Regions from separate parts of the Homo sapiens genome. Here region 1 is linked to region 2. Evidence: chromatin contacts called from ENCODE Hi-C or POLR2A ChIA-PET data. All regions are on one chromosome and are shown on one strand. Each heading gives the region's core, a stretch centred on a gene start or an enhancer-like site at or near the end of the contact. The rest is flanking DNA. Distances are from core to core; before and after follow the strand shown. Region 1 holds the start of NORAD (non-coding RNA activated by DNA damage). Region 2 holds the start of MMP24-AS1-EDEM2 (MMP24-AS1-EDEM2 readthrough).

Region 1 (5,787 bases), core at 2,265-4,764, 770 kb before region 2:
AGTATGAGGGAACCACCCCATGACTCAAATTATCTCCCACTGGGTCCCTCCCATAACGTGTGGGAATTATAGGAGTACAATTCAAGATGAGATTTGGATGGAGACACAGCCAAACCATATTACTTGGGAAACAGGTGGATGATACTGCCATTTACTGATAGGGAAGAGCAGGCTCTGGGGAGATACCAAGAGTTTTGTTTTGCACAAGAGGAGTTTCAGATACTGTTGGAACATTCAAGTAGAGCTATCAGGTAGAAAGCAGAATGTATGCTGAGCACAGTGGCTCATGCCTGTAATCTCAGCACTTTGGGAGGCCGAGGTGGGCGGATCATGAGGTCAAGAGTTCCAGACCAGCCTGGCCAACATGGTGAAATCCCATCCCTACTAAGAATACAAAAATTAAAGGGATGTGGTGGCACGTGCCTGTAATCCCAGTTACTCAGGAGGCTGAGTCAGGAGAATCGCTTGAACCTGGGAGGCGAGGGTTGCAGGGAGCCGAGATCACACCACTTCACTCCAGCCCAGACACAGCAAGACTGCGTCTCGGAAAAAAAATAATAAAAGAAAAAGAAAAAGAAAGCAGGATGTATACATGTTTTTCATCATCCTCATCTTTAGGTTCCAGGAATACCCACATGTTTGGCTGCTTAGGCGGTGGGAAGCTCAGAAAGGGGACCAGGAGCCTCTCCTACTCCTTGTCTTGGCTAATGTATCAACTACCAAACTACCCATTAGCGCTAGTGTTTGAAACTTGTATAATCCATGGCTCTTCCTTCCCCTCCTCCCTCTTCTCTCAGGTATTCAGCCCACTGGCTTCTTCTCTTGAAATGCTAGAAACACTCACTTCACCGGTTTTCTACTTCTGTGCAACTCTCCTGGCTCAGGGCCTTGTCATCTCATTGTGGACTAGAGCCCCTGGACTTCTCGCCACCTCTCCTGTCCACCTTCCACCAGCAAGGCCTTTCTGACTGCAGGATTTTCCTCCTGGGAATCATGTCTGAGTCTGCATCAAGAGTCTTAATCCTTTGATCTTTCTTTACATTTCCAGAATTGTATCCAAAGGAACTCAGGGCCAGTGGTGGTAGCTCATGCTTGTACTCCCAGCACTTTGGGAAGCCGAGGCAGGTGGATCACCTGAGGTCAGGAGTTTGAAACCAGCCTGGCCAACACAGTGAAATCTCATCTATACTAAAAATACAAAAATTAGCTGGGCATGGTGGCACACGTTTGTAGTCCCAGCTACTTGGGAGGCTGAAGCAGGAGAATCATTTGAACTCAGGAGTTGGAGGTTGCAGTGGGCCGAGATGGCACCACTGCACTCCAGCCTGGATGACAGAGCGAGACCCTGTCTCAAACATAAATAAATAAATAAATAATTTTAAAAATAATAAAAATGCAGGCCAGGTGCGGTGGCTCACACCTGTAATCCCAGCACTTTGGGAGGCGAAGGTGGGTGGATCACCTGAGGTCACAAGTTCGAGACCAGCCTGACCAACAGGGTAAAACCCCGTCTCTACTAAAAATACAAAAAATTAGCCTGGCCTGGTGGCGAGTGCCTGTAATCCCAGCTACTTGGGAGGCTGAGGCAGGAGAATCACTTGAACCCAGGAGGTGGAGGTTGCAGTGAGTCAAGATCGCACCATTTCACTACAGCCTGGGCAACAGAGCAAGACTCTGCCTCAAAAAAAAAAAATAAAAATACAAATACAAACAAAGGAACTCAGAGGCTGGGGGCGGTGGCTCACGCCTGTAATCCCAGCACTTTGGGAGGCCAAGGCAGGTGGATCACGAGGTCAGAAGTTCGAGACCAGCCTGGCCAACATGGTGAAACCCCCGTCTCTACTCAAAAATACAAAAATTAGCTGGGCGCGGTGGCGGGCGCCTATAATCCCAGCTACTCGTGAGGCTGAGGTAGGAGAATCACTTCAACCTGGGAGGTGGAGGTTGTAGTGAGCCAAGATCGCGCCACTGCACTCTAGACTAGGTGACAGCGCAAGACTCCATCTAAAACAAAAAACAAAAAAACCCAAAGGAATTCAGAAGTCTACACAAAATGTGAAAATTCACGAGGAAGTTCATCACAGCATTAATTCTAAAAGCTGGAAGTGTCATTTCCAACCTTATCTTAATTGACACATCAGCAGCATTTGACACTGTTGATAAATTCCCCTTGAAACACTTTCCTCATTTACTTCCAGGACACCACACTCTCCTGGTTGTTCTCCTACCACCCTGGTCGCTTCTCAGTCTCCTTTGCTGGTTCCTTCTCATTCCCTGACCTGTAAACGTTACCCAGGGATCAGACCTCAGACCTTGTCCCTCTCTTGGTTCTCTCATGCAGCCTCAAGGTTTTAAAGACATCTATATGCTGACGACTCCCAAAGATTCATCTCCAGTTCAAACCTTTCCCTGAATGCCAGACTCATAAATCCATCTGTCTGCTTGACATTTCCACTTGAATGTCAAACAGACATCTCAAACTTAACATGCCTAAAACTCAGCTCCTGGTGTTCTCCCCAAAGCTTGCTCCTCCCATGGTTTCTTCCATCTCACTTAAGGCGGCTGCCTTTTCATTTGCTCAGGCCAAAAAGTGTGGAGTCATCTTTCAGTTCTCGCTCTCCCACTTCACATCTGGTCCGTCAGCAAATCTTATAGACTTGAGCTTATGTCAACCCCTGAATTCAACCACTTTTTGCCCCCTTTGCTGTCGTCGCCCTGGCATAAGTCCCTATCATAGCTCACCTGCTTGATTGCAACAGTCAGTTATCAGGTCTCCCTGCTTCTGCCCCTGCCTCCACTTCAGCTCTCCCGCACTGCAGTTCAACTCCCTCCCATGGTCCCATTTCTCTCCTCTCTTCCCCAGCCTCTTTGCTGTTCCTGGAACAGGCCTGGCCCACATGCTTCGGCTTTGTGGCCTGTGCATAAGCTGTTCCCCTACAGACATCTCCAAGCATGGCTCATCCCCTCGCCTCCTTCGGGTCTCTGCTCCAGAGTCACCTGGCCGTACTATAAAGCATTCCGCACCTGCACTTCATATTCCTCTTTCCTTTTTATGTTTCCAAAGCACTTTCGCTATCTACCCTTTTATGCATTTTAAGGATCTTGTTTATTGTTGTTTCCCTTACTAGAATGTAAATTTTAGGAGAGCAGAAATTTTCCTGTGTTTTTTTCTTTACTGCTGCACTCCCCCGTGCTTAGAGGCACATAGGTGCTCGGTAAACAGGTGGTAAATGAGTCAATAAATGAAATATTGGAGTCTTCTTATCCAGCACCGGAGGAGTAAGGAGATAGAGAAGCAACGTTTGCTCAGGGAATTCTGAGGCCAGTAGCAATTTCCGTTGCGAAGAGCAAGCGGGGTGGAGGGGGCCCTAACCCCACGTGACCACACCCCATTCCCCATTCCCCACCCCCACGCCGGAACATTGCAGACCCGGAACCACGGCTCGCGGGCCCCCAGCGCAAGGGCACTTCCGGTACCGCTCCTCTCTTGCCAGCGCAGAGAACTGCCAAGTCAGTTCCGGTCCGGCAGAGATCGCGGAGAGACGCAGAACGCAGCCCGCTCCTCCAGGGCCCTCCAGGCCCTCCGGCCCCGGGCCGGCGGGTGAACTGGGGGGCCCCGGGACAGGCCGAGCCCTCTGCCCTGCAGATAACGGAGGCCTCTGCTGTGGCTGCCCACTGGCTGTGCCCGCCCACTGGCTGTGCCCAGACCTTGAAGCCGCAGCGAACCTCTCTTTCCCACCCCACCTCGGTGACTAATGGCGGCCGTGGCGTCTCCCAGCCCGGACCCCGCCGGCACCCGGGTCTCCCGACCCAAGCCTCGACGAAACCCCCGCAGAGCCGCCGGGACGCAGCGCCTTTGGGCGGCGCTGGGCGTGGTGGGCCGGGAAGTATGGCGGCAGCTCGAACGCCGCGCGGCGGAGGCCATTAAGGCGTGGACGGCCCGGGAAGGCGGCCTAGGGACGCAAGCAGGCTCGGCCGCCTCTTTAGGCCACGGAGCCGCGCAGATCCGGTTCCCGGGTGACCACTCTGTCGCCATTGGGCGAGACCTACCTAGTCCTGACGACAACGGACAAAGGCCTTAAGGGGCCTGGAAGGTGAGCGAAGTCCCGAACGACGACGGGTGGAACGGTTAGCGGCCATCGGGCGGTTGGTCTTCATTCTACCAGACTTTGCTGTCGGAAGAGAGAAATGGTAGAATGACAGGCCACGTTTGGCCCGTTGGAAATGCCCACCACCCTCTGGGAAGATTTACTGGCCGTTTATGGAAGGCCTGTGTATATAATATGAAAAAGCTGCTCTCAACTCCACCCCAACCTTTTAATAGAAAACATTTGTCACATCTAGCCCTTCTAGATGGAAAGAGGTTGCCGACGTATGATAAAATAGAGTTAGAAAGTTACACATCTTGTAAATTCTCATTTGTTTAAAAGAAATCATAGAAAATACATGTCTTCTGGAGATGACTTTTGGAAATGGAGTTGTTAAGACGGCCTCTGGAAGCGATACGTCCACGTTTGTTAAGTGGGTTAGATGACATGGAGCTGGAAGACCTGAGAAGGAAGAGAAGAAGGTTCTATGCTAGACTGGTCATATTTAGAAGACATTTTCATATTCTATCCATTGTTTTGTGTGCATTTTATTCCTCACTACTGTGTATATAGTTGACAATGCTAAGCTTTTTTGAAATGTCTCTTCTTTTTAGATGTTCTGAAGTGCCTGATATGTTAAAATTAGAGGTAGCAAAATCACATTTTGTAAATACCTTTTTGTTACAATTCATAGGAAATATTTTTGGGGGGGAATGGCCAAATCACCTGTTGAGTAATACTCATTGTGTTTGTGCAGTGGTTCAGGGGAGGAGAGAGGAGGGGGAGGTGCAGAGAGCTCTATGCCATCCTGTTTACAGCGAGGCAAGATGAATCATTATGTCTGTGCATTTTGTTTTACTTATCTGTGTATATAGTGTACATAAAGGACAGACGAGTCCTAATTGACAACATCTAGTCTTTCTGGATGTTAAAGAGGTTGCCAGTGTATGACAAAAGTAGAGTTAGTAAACTAATATATTTTGTACATTTTGTTTTACAAGTCCTAGGAAAGATTGTCTTCTGAAAATTTGATGTCTTCTGGGTTGATGGAGATGGGAAGGGTTCTAGGCCAGAATGTTCACATTTGGAAGACTCTTTCAAATTATAACTGTTGTTACATGTTTGCAGTTTATTCAAGACTGCTGTATACATAGTAGACAAATTAACTCCTTACTTGAAACATCTAGTCTATCTAGATGTTTAGAAGTGCCCGATGTATGTTAAATGTATAGGTAGTAAAATACCACTTTGTAAATATCTTTTTGCTAAAATTCATAGGAAATGCTTTTGGAAATTGAATTGTGAAGCCACCTTTGTGAACAGTATAGTAATGTCTATACTTGTTCAATAGTTTAGAGGAGGTAGGAGGGAAGAAATTGCAAAAGGTAATATTACTAGTGTGTTCATACTTGGACATTTTCAGACACCATTTTTCTATATGTTTTGTGCATTTTGTTTTGCTCTGTATATAGTATATATAATGGACAAATAGTCCTAATTTTTCAACATCTAGTCTCTAGATGTTAAAGAGGTTGCCAGTGTATGACAAAGGAGTAAAATTAGCATATTTTGTACACTTTGTGTTGAAATTCGTAGGAAAACTTGTCTTCTGTAAAGACTTTTGCATAGGAATTTGTTTGACCATCTCTAAGCATTACACGTGCCTGTACTTGTCCACTGGATTGAAGGCAGAGAAGGA
Region 2 (5,579 bases), core at 2,612-5,111:
GCTGCTATGTTTTTTTAGTGAACACATGTACATATTTCTACTGGGTATATGATACCTAAGAGTGGCATGGCAGAGTCACAGGTTATGTGACTATTTAGTAGTAGTTGCAGATGATGCCAGATAATTATCTAAAGTGATTGACCAACTTACACTCCTGTCTCAGTATGAGAGTTCAGTTGCTCCATATATCTTTGCCAACACTTGGAATTGATGACTTGTAAAAATTTTAGTCATTCTGGCTGGGGGCAGTGGCTCACACCTGTAATCGTAGCACTTTGGGAGGTCGAGGTGGGCGGATCACCTGAGGTTAGGAGTTCGAGACCAGCCTGGCCAACATAGTGAGACCCCATCTCTACAAAATCACAAAAAGTTAGCCAGGTGTGGTGGCACGCACTTGTAATTCCAGCTACTCAGGAGGCCGAAGCAGGAGAATCACCTGAACCCAGGATGCAGAAGTTGCAGTGAGCTGAGATCGCACCACTGCGCTCCAGCCTGGGTGACAGAGTGAGACTCTGCCTTAAAAAATAATAATCTAGCCATTCTGCTATGTGTGTAGTGTTAGCTCAGTTTTTTTTGTTTTTTTGTTTTTTTTTTTTGGAGACGGAGTTTCGCTCTGTCACCCAGGTTGGAGTGCAGTGGCGCGATCTCGGCTCACTGCAAGCTCCGCCTCCCGGGTTCACGCCATTCTCCTGCCTCAGCCTCCCGAGTAGCTGGGACTACAGGCGCCCGCCACCACGCCTGGCTAATTTTTTGTATTTTTAGTAGAGACGGGGTTTCACCGTGTTAGCCAGGATGATCTCGATCTCGATCTCCTGACCTTGTGATCTGCCCACCTCAGCCTCCCAAAGTGCTGGGATTACAGGCGTGAGCCAACACGCCCGGCAGCTCAGTTTTTAAGTAGCAAAATATACAGCTAATGCCAAGAGCTCAGCTTCCCTCCCAGTTGGTGATGGTGAAGTAGGCAGGATTTATTGGGATTCCTGGGTGGTCTCTGGCCTGCCCTGGGTGTTTTCCAGATCAGTGGGTTGGAGGGCTGGGCTCTGGGCCTAAAGCTTTCCTGGGAAAGCTGATTGGGCTGGGCTGAGTGGTATCCTCAGCCCCTAGGGCTCAGCAGGCATCTTGTGTATTCACCCTCTAATTTGGGTTTCTCCAGGGAACAGGCACGGTCTCCTGGTACCCAACAATACCACCGACCAGGAGCTGCAACACATTCGCAACAGCCTCCCAGACACAGTGCAGATTAGGCGGGTGGAGGAGCGGCTCTCAGCCTTGGGCAATGTCACCACCTGCAATGACTACGTGGCCTTGGTCCACCCAGACTTGGACAGGGTGAGGCAGCCCAACTTGACCCAAGAGTCACAGGGCCATCCTAGTCAGTGGTTAGCCACTGTTCTTTCCCAACAGGCAGCAATTAGGGGTCTCTCCTGTGGTTTTTCTATATGGGCTCTTGAGTTTCAGGTACTCATTGGAATAGTGATAACAGAGGCCTTATCAAGTGTCAGAAAGAAGCTGGGGAGGGTATGAATCCTTCATGATTGGGGAGATTGAACCATCCAGTCCTGCATCCTGGGCCAGGATAGGTGATTGACTGTTGAACTTTTGACTGTGGGTGAGAGGGGAAAGAAGTGATATTGAGACCAGCCTCCAGCTGTTCAGGGCATGCATGAATATTAGGGGCTTCACAGCTGCCCTTGACTCTGCTCTAAGCTGTACTTCCTCCTTTCTCTGGGTGAGGCTTTCATATGAGGTACAGAGGAGAAATGAGGGGCTCAGGGAGCCAAGGCCTGGATGCTTCTGGGCATGGAGAACCTTGGTTCTGGGGCTGTAAGTTCTGAGCCCTGAACACAATATCTTTGATTGACAGGAGACAGAAGAAATTCTGGCAGATGTGCTCAAGGTGGAAGTCTTCAGACAGACAGTGGCCGACCAGGTGCTAGTAGGAAGCTACTGTGTCTTCAGCAATCAGGGAGGGCTGGTGCATCCCAAGACTTCAATTGAAGACCAGGATGAGCTGTCCTCTCTTCTTCAAGTCCCCCTTGTGGTAAGCATTCCTGTCCTCTGAACCCCGTCTCCCGAGGCAGATCCTTTTGCCTAGTGTTTGGGAGTCTGGGTCATTACCTGCCACAGTTTGGGACTGGGGCTGCAGGTCAGGGAGGAGCAGGGTTTGGGGAGAGTCTTCATTGAGGAGGGAGAGAATTTGGTGCCGTGACTCACATTGAGCCCATCCCTTGGCAGGCGGGGACTGTGAACCGAGGCAGTGAGGTGATTGCTGCTGGGATGGTGGTGAATGACTGGTGTGCCTTCTGTGGCCTGGACACAACCAGCACAGAGCTGTCAGTGGTGGAGAGTGTCTTCAAGCTGAATGAAGCCCAGCCTAGCACCATTGCCACCAGCATGCGGGATTCCCTCATTGACAGGTACCTGGGGCCTCTCCTTTCTTCTGCTCAGGGTTGGGGGTTAACTTGCATTTTGAGAGTATGGGGAAAAGATGTCATCTAGAATGGGAGCCTACCAGTTTGTTCTGGTAGCTTCTCGAGTGTGAGAGCATATCTGTACACTGCTGAGCAGATAAGAGCCAGCATATTCAAAAAATATTTCTTGAGCATCTGCTAATCCTCATCTTTGTGGTTTTTCAGGGCTAGGATACTAGAGCAGTAGCTGCTTGAGCAGCTTGTCAGAGCTGGTCCCGGGATGAGGGCTGAGGCAGGCACCTCACTTGAGAGTGAGGTGGGCTCTGTGAAACAGCTACTGACCGTGCGCTTTCCTTTCTCTTCAGCCTCACCTGAGTCACCTTCCAAGTTGTTCCATGGGCTCCTGGCTCTGGACTGTGGCCAACCTTCTCCACATTCCGCCCAATCTGTACCGGATGCTGGCAGGGAGGTGGCAGAGAGCTCACTGGGACTGAGGGGCTGGGCACCCAACCCTTTTCCACCTGTGCTTATCGCCTGGATCTATCATTACTGCAAAAACCTGCTCTGTTGTGCTGGCTGGCAGGCCCTGTGGCTGCTGGCTGAGGGTTCTGCTGTCCTGTGCCACCCCATTAAAGTGCAGTTCCCTCCGGGCCATTCTGAATGTGATGTTTGGGGCCCTCAGCCTGTGTACAATCCCTGCACTCTCCAGTTGTTCCAGCATTCTGGGAAGATAGGGTGGGATGAACACAACACACACCCAACCCAGTTCACCACCTCCACACACGCCATTCCCTTCTCCTCTACCATCAGGATGTGAGGCTTCATCCTGGGGCAAGAAACACTCTCCACTACAGTTCTCCTTTTTTCTTTTTTCTTTTTGAGGCAGTGTCTCCCTCTGTCACCCAGGCTGGAGTGTTGTGACGCAAGGATGGCTCACTGTAGCCTTGACCTGTTGGGCTCAAGCGATCCTCTCGCCTCGTTTATTTTTTTGTAGAAACGAAGTCACTGTGTTGCCCAGGCTGGTTTATACTCCTGAACTCAAGCGACCCACCGCCTCGGCCTCCCAAAGTGTTGGGATTACAGGCGTGAGCCACGGCGCCCGGTCTAGTTCTCACAGTTTTCACCCGACTTCTGCGCCGGTCTTCTCTGGCCTTGAAAGGCAGAGAGTCCGTTCCGATTTTCCCCTGAGCTGGGCAAGTCCCCTGTGAGAGCTCTGGGGCATCTGGCTTCGGGGCATTCTTTGACTAAGGTGGATGGAGGTTGCAGGTCTTTTCCTGGGTGGGCGTGGGGCGGGGCAGCGGGTTCCCAGCGTCCTCCTGGCCTGGGCGTCTTGGAGGCTGTTGGGGTGCATTCCGTCCCCTTGCGCGGGGCGGGGCCTTGAGGCGCTGGGGCGGGATTGGCGGGGGACGGTCGCGGAGCCCCGCCCCGAAGCACAGGGTCGAGTCCCTTCTTTCCGCTCCAACGCACGGAGGGTGAGGTCGGTACGCGGTGGTGGCGTCACGGCGCCAGCTCCTCCCGACGCCGAGGTGGGTTCCGGGAGACCCGCGGGTCTGGCTGCGAGAGGTGAGGGCAGAGCCGGGGCGGGGCCCTAGCGGGGTGTCCCGGCGACCCAGACCTTAAAGGGCTTCTCTTCTTGCAGACCATGGGGGCTCAGCTAAGCGGCGGCCGCGGCGCCCCGGAGCCTGCGCAAACCCAGCCCCAGCCCCAGCCCCAGCCTGCGGCGCCGGAGGGCCCGGAACAGCCCCGGCATCCGCCCCAGCCCCAGCCCCAGCCCCAGCCCCAGCCCCAGCCCGAGCCCAGCCCGTGGGGGCCGCTGGACGACGTGCGCTTCCTCATCGCCTGCACTTCCTGGTACTGACGGCGTCCTCCGCAGGATGTCGCCCGTCTGTCCGCCGTCCCCTGTGGTTCTTGCCTGCCTTGTCTCCTCTCCCCACGTCCCTGCGTCTCTTACACCCCCTCCCACCCGAGGCTCCCCAGAGATAGCAGAGAATTCGAAGAGGTCGCCGGGGACTGGAAAGAAGTCCCGGCAGGGCCGCCTTCGCAGTCTACACCCCAGCCTGCTTCCCAGCCTACACCCAGACCCAGCTCAGACCTTCGTGACCACCCCATCCCTTTCTCCGGCTGGCTGGGTCGGGGGCATCCCTCTCTGTCGCTGGCTTCCAGAGGCAGGACAGGCCTCCTGGTAAGCCCGCAAAGTTGCTGACCTCCTGACTTCGTCTGCCTTTTATTAATATCTGTATTGCTGATAACCGTGCTCTTGACTATGTGTCCCAGGTCATGTCCCAGGTCATGGAGAAGCCCGTGCCACAGTGACCCTCCCCATACTCCTGGGGGGGCTGCTCTCCATCCTGGATCGTAAGGAGGCATCATCAGGCTGTGTTCCTGGAACCCCAATAACCCTGGGCCCCCAGGGCCAGCCTGTTGTAGAGGGAGGCTATCTGACCGCCGGTCTGGCAGAGGAGATGGGTGGGCAGCTCCCAGACACCCCAAAGGACCCGGTTCTCTTCCCAGAGCGTCCTAAGGTTACTCTTGGAACCTGATCTTTGTTCCCTCATCCCAGGGAAATGACACACTCTGTATTTCTGTTTTATTTAGAAATGATTTAAAAAACATTATACAAAGGCTGATCAGTTTAAAATGTGACTGACACTGAAATGCTGTGATGTCCCCCAGGCTGAGGGGAAGCTAGGCTCTGGGGCCCCCAGTGCTTTGCCCCTCTGTCTGCCCTGTCCTGGGGTGATGGACAAACAGATGACCACAGGCAGGAGAATCTGAGATTGGAAGCCTCTAGGCTGAGCCCTCTGGGCCTGGCCCCACATCCCTCACCTCTGCAGCCTGGGCTGCCTGCCTCCATCTCCTGTTCATTCTCAGCTGGCCTGCCAGGAGCCAATGGGGAGCCTGGCGGGAGGCGGGGGTGCCTAGAGCTTTCAAGAAGTGAGAGCACCAACCTGAGGAGTGGACAGGGACCAGGAAGTGGGGGAAGGGAGGCCAGGAAGAGGTGGATACAGGAGACACTTCTCATCTCATCTCAGACCCTAGAGGGGTCCACAGATGGGGACACAAGACCCAGCCAGCCCACTGGATGGCCCGGGCAAGTAACAACCTCTCTGTGCTTCATCTGAGGGCACGGTGAGAGTTACCGTCGGCCTCCCAGGGCCTAACACGAGT

What was found. Hi-C counts contacts between places; a loop is a spot of excess contacts on that map. ChIA-PET counts read pairs that join two places held with the same protein, here RNA polymerase II (POLR2A). Pooled maps may share reads with other maps.
Region 1: a loop to region 2 is called in a pooled map, with 8 times the contacts of the local background. The contact joins the promoter of NORAD here to the promoter of MMP24-AS1-EDEM2 in region 2. A Hi-C loop is called at or near these places in 1 of 168 maps with a recorded cell type or tissue (naive thymus-derived CD4-positive, alpha-beta T cell) and 8 of 50 pooled maps. POLR2A ChIA-PET finds 5 or more read pairs at or near these places in 1 of 52 experiments (HEK293).

What each region holds. Positions count from the first base shown.
Region 1 is chr20:36,048,687-36,054,473 of GRCh38, reverse strand. NORAD (non-coding RNA activated by DNA damage) reads left to right here and starts at 3,514. Exons shown (of 1, transcript NR_027451.1): 1 at 3,514-5,787. RefSeq lists enhancers at 92-271, 3,266-3,837, 3,318-4,517 and a silencer at 3,569-3,778.
Region 2 is chr20:35,276,404-35,281,982 of GRCh38, reverse strand. MMP24-AS1-EDEM2 (MMP24-AS1-EDEM2 readthrough) reads left to right here and starts at 3,861. Exons shown (of 15, transcript NM_001355008.2): 1 at 3,861-3,937. MMP24 (matrix metallopeptidase 24) reads right to left here. Exons shown (of 9, transcript NM_006690.4): 9 at 4,985-5,579. It overlaps MMP24OS (MMP24 opposite strand), which reads left to right and starts at 3,861. Exons shown (of 2, transcript NM_001355003.2): 1 at 3,861-3,974; 2 at 4,051-5,579. The coding sequence starts at 4,054. The coding sequence ends at 4,269. It overlaps EIF6 (eukaryotic translation initiation factor 6), which reads left to right. Exons shown (of 7, transcript NM_002212.4): 4 at 1,154-1,329; 5 at 1,865-2,041; 6 at 2,236-2,417; 7 at 2,777-3,065. The coding sequence ends at 2,786. RefSeq lists silencers at 3,682-3,901, 3,992-4,211 and enhancers at 4,342-4,511, 4,632-4,731, 5,318-5,579.